Linked DNA regions of Homo sapiens: region 1 is linked to region 2. A link is a loop called in an ENCODE intact Hi-C map of the cell type or tissue named here. Cell type or tissue: OCI-LY7. All regions are shown on one strand. Links, peaks and the distances in the headings refer to the core of each region. The heading gives the core; the rest is flanking DNA.

Region 1 (2,500 bases), core at 1-2,500, 590 kb before region 2:
TTTGTAGGGGTCAGGAGTTGCTGCTTTGTCTTTTAGGGATTAATAATTCGTGGTTCCCAACTGGGGACAATTTAGTTCCGAGGGATATTTGGCAATGTCTAGAGACATTTTGGTTGTCACAATTGGAGAGGGGACCTATCTAATGGGTTGGGGCCAGGGATATTACTGAACACCTCACACTACACAGCCCCTCACGACGAAGCATTATCCAGCCCCAAATGTCAATAGTGCTGAGGCTGAAAAATCCTGGCTTAAATTAATGCTCAGTACATTATTTAATTTTGACTTGCTTATAAATTTATATCACATGAAAACAAACTCAAAGATAACATACTGTTTTTCACTTTTGAAAATCATGAATGTTAGGCATATGATAATTTTAATAACAAGCATATGATTATTTTATTCCGCTTACTTGTACAACATAATTTGGGTGCCATTTCTTCAGGAGAAAACATTTGTCATTTGGAATGCTCTGTTTCAGTCCTTAAGCTTCTACGTATAATTACAGCATATTATTCATAAACGGAGTCCCCAATGAAAATAGGATTAAGTTCCAAAAGTTTGCTTTTAAGTTAGTTGCTTCTAAGTCTTAGACACTGTCTTGAATAAAATTTTTGTAGAGATTTGATATTCCCTATTAAGTTTTAAGGGCCTTTCCCACTCTGACTTCTACTCTTTCCTCCCTGACTAATTTGACCTGCAAACTCTCATCTTAAAATAGTACCTCTCACATATGTGTAAGTTTTCATTACAGATTGTTCTATTATTGAATAATTTTTAAAATATTTTAAAATTAAAATAAACATCAAAATTTAAACCATTTGAAGTTTAGGAGTTTTTGTAGTCACAAATGCTTAAAAATAGTTTTTAATAATTAGAGTTCTAATCTATCAGAAGCAAAAAGGATGAAACATTTACAAGACTATAATATAACATTTGGATCTGCTTTAAAGCCTAAAAACCAGAGAGGTGCCCAGTAGCCAAAAATCAAAACATAGGCTGAACCTGAGAAGACATGTAATCAAAAACTGACCTCTAGTGATGGCTTGTTACCAAAACCCACCATCTAGGTAAAATCAGGCTACAGAAAAGGTAGCTTTAATGTCTTTTCATTGTGGTTATTATGTTACATGGTTATTGGCAATTTATTGTCTCAGCTTCCCTTTTATAAATAATTATTAGTAAAGTGAACAGCCCCAGAGAGATGGGATTCTTAGATTTCAGTGTGTCTAACAATGCAGACACTCGACAGGTTTTAAGGGAACCATCACTAACCTTAATCTTAGCCCTCTTCTCCCAGGCTGACCAATCAAGAGTGTTTGATTTTAGGAAATAAATGTTAACTGACTAAATGAGCTGATGCTAATCAACATTAACTGGAAGAAAAAAGAGAACTGATATTAAAGAGCCAGCACAAAGTTCAACAATTGGCATTTGTTTAAGCTACATAAGTAAAACCAGTTTGCATTTGAAATTTCTGTGAGCATTTAAAAAACTAGCTCATGGCATACTACTGTGAATATTGTCCTTTGCATATTCATGTAAGTACCAATTACAAAAACCTATGGGTTTTTAAATCAATATAAAAAATTGGCCGGGCGCGGTGGCTCATGCCTGTAATCCCAGCACTTTGTGGCCAAGGCAGGCGGATTGCCTGAGGTCAGGAGTTCGAGACCAGCCTGGCCAATAGGGTGAAACCCCATCTCTACTAAAAATACAAAAATTAGCTGGGCATGGTGGCAGGTGCCTGAAACCTGAAACCCCAGCTACTTGGGAGGCTGAGGCAGGACAATCACTTGAATTCAGGAGGTGGAGGTTGCAGTGAGCCAAGATCACATTGCACTCCAGCCTGAGTGACTAGAGTGAAACTCCATCTCAAAAAAAAAAAAAATTATCTGTGTAATCATAGTTTAGGGGGTCTGGGAAGCTGGTGAGGAATAGAAGCTATGTTAGTTTCCTACGGCTGCTGTAAGAAATTACCACAAACTGGGTGGCTGAAAACAACAGAAATCATTTCTATCACAGTTCTGGAGGTCAGAAGCCCAAAATGAAGGGGTTGGCAGGGTGGATTCTTTCTGGAAGCATTGAGGGAGAAACCATCCCATGCCTCTGCCAGAGCTTCTGTTGGTTGTTGGCAGTCCTTGGTGTTCCTTGGCTTATAAATGCAGCCAATCTCTGCCTCCATCTTCACATTGCCTTCTTCTCTATGTGCCTGTGTCCAAACCTCCCTCTCCTCTCTCTTATAAAGATACCAGTCAGTGGTCTTAAGGACCACCCTAAGTCCAGGATGGTTTCTGTCTTGAGATCCTTGACTAATTACATCTACGAAGCCTGTATTTCCAAATAAAGGCGGACACAGATACTTTGAGGGGGAACACTATTCAGCCCACTACATGGGCATTCTGTGTGTTTAAGGGTAACACACTGTAAAGAGGGTTTTGGGGGTCTTTGGGGGGAAGTTTCTTTGTTTTTTGAAGAGGGATGGATTTGCCAGTTA
Region 2 (5,587 bases), core at 3,088-5,587:
GATTGCCGTGAGCCAAAATTGCGCCACTGCAGTCCAGCTTGGGCAACAAGAGCAAAACTCTGTCTCAAAAAAAAAAAAAAAAAAAAAAGGCTGGGCGCGGTGGCTCACGCCTGTAATCCCAGCACTTTGGGAGGCCGAGGCGAGCAGATCACAAGGTCAGGAGATCGAGACCATCCTGGCCAACACGGTGAAACCCCATCTCTATTAAAAATGCAAAAAAATTAGCCGGGCATGTTGGCGGGCGCCTGTAGTCCCAGCTACTTGGGAGGCTGAGGCAGGAGAAAGGTGTGAACCTGGGAGGCGGAGGTTGCAGTGAGCTGAGATCCCGCCACTGCACCCCAGCCTGGGCAACAGAGCAAGACTCCATCTCCCCCACCCAAAAAAACATCTTTAAAATTTAGCTTTTAAAACACATTTAGTTATTATTTTACTGTGTTTATTCTTCGTGGTTAGGCACATTTATGCCTTTTTGTTTCCTCCCTTGAGTTGTGGGCCTGGACTCCTAAAACCTCCATTTCTAAATTTGCCTTACCAACAGGGTCACAATGGTAGGCAGGCTTAGTGGGACATGAGGCAATAAAAAGATGAACAGTCATTCTGGTTATGGCTTGGCAGTGGGATGGCAGCACATTAGCTTGGCTCTCACGGTGTGGGCTGCTTTGGTTTCTTTTCCTAACTGAACTCTGACAGGTAGAGTCCTCATGTCCAGGAATAATTCCAGAAAACAATAAAAAAAAAAAATTGGTTTTCAGACCAGGACACAAACATAACCATAGTAGATGAGGGCTCACTCATTTACTAAACTTGAATGTGGTTATTACTTCATTGCTATTGTAAACCAAAAATAAAATTTGAAGCCCCCTGCCACCAACATCTGAATGGACCCCTCTTCTCCGCCAAGGGCATTCCAAAGTTAGACTGAAAAAGTAGTTTCAAGCCATGCTGGGAAGGGGGAGTCAGACATGCCTCATTATATTCTCCTCTCTTTTAAAATTATTGATAGAACAGACTCTTTAAGTCTGGTTAGAAACATTTACAATCTATCTCTCTGAAGTCTTCCACCTGGAGGCTTCATCTGCGACACCTTTGTCTCTGGAACACCTTATGGCAACCCAGGCATTCCTTTCTAGAGATAATAGTTATTGCAACAAATTGCCAATCATAAAATTTTTGAACCTCTCCAACTTGAAAGATCATGCTTCCAGTTGTACTGCCTTTCTGGACTGAACCAATGTACAACACCTTAAATGTATTGATCTCATGACTTCCTAAAATATATATAAACCAAGTTGTGCACTGACCACCTGAAGCACATGTTCTCAGGATCTCCTGATGGCTGTTTCATGGGCTAATGGTCACTCACATTTGGTTCACAATAAATCTCATCAACTATTTTACAGAATTTGACCCTGTGTCTGCTGGACCTCCCAGAAGAGCAGCAGCACATGTGCTGATTTCTTTGGGTTTCAAAATTGACAACAGTCAATGGAAAACTGGATTCCAAATTCTACCAGAGAATACTGTGCCAGGTGCTTTCAGTGGGACCCTTGCTGTCTCTGGGATTTCAAGTGCTATTACAATGGTCTCCCCCAGGGCACATTAAAGGACTGGTGAGATCCCTAACTGGCATGGCTCCAGAAGTGATGTGGAAGTTAGGAAACTCAGGCAGTCATTGATTTCCCAGCCCCACTGACGCTTTTCCTCTATCTCCTGGCTGAGAAAAGAAGACCAGGAAGAGCCGTGAGGGACTTCCAGGGTGGCATGTGGCTGTCTCCAGCACACGTACATAACCTGGATTATATCTGTAACAAGCTATGCTGATGGATCAGCAGGTTAACCCAAGCTGAAAAAAGCAGTCAAGCACTTCCTTTGGTGTGTGAGGCAGAAACCAGGACATCTGCTGGTCCACCAGGGGACAAAAATCAATCCTATTTCACCAATGTGTCTCCTCCGTGTGGGGAGTATAGGGCATTGAAGGTGGATGAGAATCACCATCCACCTTCTGCTGCACAGGAAAGACAAGGGAAGACTCCAGGGAAGACAGAGGAGGAAAACGTCGAGCAGCCCCAGGTGGATGTGTCTGTGTGTGTGTGTGTGTGTGTGTGTGTGTGTGTGTGTGTACCTTGACAGTGGGTAGAGGAAGGGAGAGGAGGGTTGAGGTCTTCCCACTAGAGGAGTGAAATGAGCAGAACTGAGAAAAGAGGTCAGAGAAAAGAAAGAGGAACCTACAAGCCACCACAGAATTTTCTTTCCCCAGAGAATGGTCTCTTGCCCGACTAGGGGCTGGGTATCCTTGTGAAGTCACCGGAGGTTTTCAAGGGGTGGGCTTCCTGGCTTCAGTAGACTCAAGGTCCCTAAGGTCCAGTTAGGATAGGCGCCTGGGAGGGCTCCCGAGTTGGAATAAGAGTCGGAAGAACTGACAGGGCTGGGGGCGCACTAAGCACACTCTACTCCTGAGAGGTGAGGGTGGGGATGTTGGAGGGAAAAAGGGCTGCTTTTTCCTGCCTGCAGGCTTCAGATTCACAGGGGATGTGAGGAGAGGGCGGAGGAGGAGGAAGCAGCGGCTGTTTATGCTGGGAAGATGGCTCAGTTGAGAAGTGAGGCAGATGTGGCCTCAGAGGGTCTGGCGGATGGCTGCCGGGATCACCGGGGGCTGGACTTTGAGATGTCCAGGACGAAGTGTTGCCCTTTCAGTGCTGCCCTCCCTGTGTCTGCTGGAACTGTTGGAGCCGCAGTGCAGCCTAATTTTGACTTCAGGTAAAATAATTCAATATACTGAGGCCCAGGGGGAACAAAGCAAGGTCTACTCCATATCTCTGAACAGCTGGTGTCTTTCAGTGCCTAAACTCAATCAGAATCCTGGGAGCAAAAGTAGCTCTCCAGTGCAGTCCATGCAGGTTACTTCTTGCAACATAGAGGTGACTGAAGCATGGTAAGCAGATCTAGAAAGGCAAACATCTCTAGCAGATCTAGAGAGGCTAGCCAATGTTAGCTAGCAGTGTCTTTATGTTGATAAACCTATTCAGAATGTTAACTTTGTTTGTTGGTTTGTTTGTCCATTTTTGTCTCCCAGGCTGGAGTGCAGTGGTGCGATCTCGGCTCACTGCAACCTCCAGTAATTCTCCCGCCTCAGTCTTTCCAGCAGCTGGGATTACAGGCTCCCCATCGCCACACCCAGAATTTTTTGTAGAGACGGGGTTTCGCCATGTTGCCCGGGCTGCTCTCAAACTCCCGATTTCTTAGTCTGACCAAGTCAGGGTTTAGCTATTTCTTAGCGTAGCAAGTTGAGATTTATTCCAGTTTCGATTTCTAGTTGTAACAATGCTGGCTTTAACCGTGCCTACGTAGTCGTTGCAAGTTCCTGTTTTGTAATAGGAACCCCCATTATAGCCGTTCGTACGGTTTTTAAGTCTTGTAGAAATCTGGGTACTGGAGAATGTAATTAAAAAAAAAATTTAGCAGTGCCTGAAATCTTTTAGTCATACCAAGTGTGATTTCACAATAGAGATTCTCGCCCTGGCTGTGCTTGTGATTTTTCACTCATGCAGAAGTTGAGGTGTCTAGGCTACAGGAACTTTTTGGTGTCGCAAATACCGGTTTAGCCATGGCTGTTTCTTCTTAATCCGAGGAATTTTCGAATAGGCGCAAGAGGCACAGGTTTAGTGCTAATACAAATATAGCCGTAGGATCGCATCGTTCAACACTGCAATTTCTTTGTAGGGTTATTTGTATGTTTTGTATACTCAAAAAAATTTTTTTTGATGTGTCTTTTTCTGGGAGCGAGGTTACTGGTGTATTTTATTTTCATTTCTGTTTGCTTTAAAAATTTATTTTATTTTTTATGTAAATGTTATGTATTTTATTTTTTCTTACCCACTGCCTTCCCCAGGAGAGTAAATGTGGCATAATTTCTTCTACTGATTTTGAGTATCATGTCTCAGCTTCCTACTAACTAGCTTTCTCCCGTGAGTCGGGGAGCAGAGCTGGTGCCTGGTCTCTAGGGTTCTCTTCCGCGGCTCTGTGCCTATGTCGAGCCAGCAGTTTCGCATCAGCACTTTCGCCAATAGCGGAGACTCAGTGTTTTCTCGGCTGCTGCACCGCTGGAAGCGCTGAACACAACAGAACGTTTCGGCGGGGCGCTGTGGCTCACGCCTGTAATCCTAGCACTTAGGGAGGCTGAGGCGGGTGGATCACTCGAGGTCAGAAGTTCGAGACCAGCCTGGCCAGCGGGTGAAACCCCGTCTGTACTAAAAATACAATAATTAGCTGGCCGTGGTGGCGCGTGCCTGCAATCCCAGTTACTCGGGAGGCTGAGGCAGTATGCTTGAACCCAGGTGGCGGAGGTTGCAATGAGACGAGATTGCGCCACTGAACTCCAGCCTGGGTGACAGAGCGAGGCTCCTTCTCAAAAACAAAACAACCCAGAACGTTTCTTGTTCACAAGACTCAGAAGTGCTTTGTGGTAACGCTTCCCCTCTCCTAGCGCCGCCACTTTCCCCGGGCTGGCTGTCTCACGGTCTCAGCCCAGTGATTGGCCGAGGAGGCGCTCTTTCAGCACTTTCGCTGGAAGGGCTTGGGCTCGGTTTTTCTGCCACAGGCGTTTCATTGGGTAGGTGCTTTCTCGGTGGAAGCACTGTACAACCTTCCAAGCCTCGATATTTCTCAGAGACGACGATTTCTTAGTGGCAATACCTTAACTGCACCAAAAACTAAAGTTTGCCGCTGGGTACTCCGCTAGTCGTTCAGTGTCCGCATTTGCTATTGATGCAGGATTTTTGCTTCTAAGCTCAGCTATATCCGGGTCCTTGTCTCACGATCAGGAGGAAGTGGGCACGCGGATATCGAAGAGTGAGTGGAGTAGAATTTATTAAGCGTAAACGAAAGCTCTCATAAAAAACAAGGGTCCTGAAAGCAGGTTGCCGGTTGCTCCTTAACGGCTGAATACAAAGGCTTTTATATGAAAGCTAAGGAGGCTGGGTTCCCTGTTTGTATAAGGCGAGAATCCCGGGTGGCTCCATCCCATTCCCCCAGTGCGCATGCGCGCTCTTAATCCGCAGCAGGCATGCTTAGGCAAGTCCCTTGTGCAAGTTCCCTTATCTGCACAAAACACCAGTCGGAGGTTCTCTGGGGACCCTTCCCTTACAGTCTCCCTAAAGCTGGCTAACTCCTTTCACTATGTCCCAGTATCCCTGGTTCCTCGGACTGGCACTTTCTGAGTCATAGCACCGCTCATTCGTCCGAGCAGAATTGATCTCGGTGGCAGCACCTCTGGTGGGTCAAGCCTGCAGCTTCTCCTGAGCAGTTTCGTTAGTTTTTGGGTCCTAGAACCGCTAGTGGTACCATAGCGGCTCTTCATGGGTTGCAGGACGTTTGCCAACTCCACCCCACGCTGCCTGCCTAGGTTCGGCTACGGGGCAAAAAGAACAGACTCCTGCAAAGGAAGAACCCCGAGGGTTGGATATTTAGGAAAGACGTCCTTTGCAGTGCCACGTCCGCGGATGCTGCACTTGGCTTTCTCCTCCCTCCTGGGGAAGAATTGATGTTTACTTCTCCCCACTCTCCGGGCCGCATTATCCAGGGATTTCGG

What was found. A loop is a pair of places that touch in the nucleus more often than their neighbours do. Peaks named below come from ENCODE experiments on the same cell type or tissue, not always from the same donor. Only the 100,000 strongest peaks of a DNase experiment are listed, where the experiment ranks them.
Region 1: a loop joins it to region 2, with 5 times the contacts of the local background. A loop is called at or near these places in 4 of 110 quality-filtered maps.

The regions. Positions count from the first base shown.
Region 1 is chr5:43,599,426-43,601,925 of GRCh38, reverse strand. All of the region lies in intron 1 of NNT-AS1 (NNT antisense RNA 1), which reads left to right. Among named protein-coding and RNA genes, the nearest start is that of NNT, 2.5 kb to the left of the region's middle. RefSeq lists a cis regulatory region at 637 and an enhancer at 553-722. In OCI-LY7, for the core only: a CTCF peak has its summit at 1,077; no DNase peak of the experiment used is centred there; H3K4me3 peaks cover 735 bases; H3K27ac peaks cover 261 bases.
Region 2 is chr5:43,007,199-43,012,785 of GRCh38, reverse strand. No RefSeq gene overlaps it. Among named protein-coding and RNA genes, the nearest start is that of FLJ32255, 17 kb to the right of the region's middle. RefSeq lists enhancers at 2,101-2,601, 5,070-5,119, 4,605-5,457 and a silencer at 4,540-4,629. In OCI-LY7, for the core only: CTCF peaks have their summits at 4,098 and 4,303; DNase peaks (open chromatin) are centred at 4,065, 4,545, 4,795, 5,035 and 1 weaker place; H3K4me3 peaks cover 2,500 bases; H3K27ac peaks cover 2,268 bases.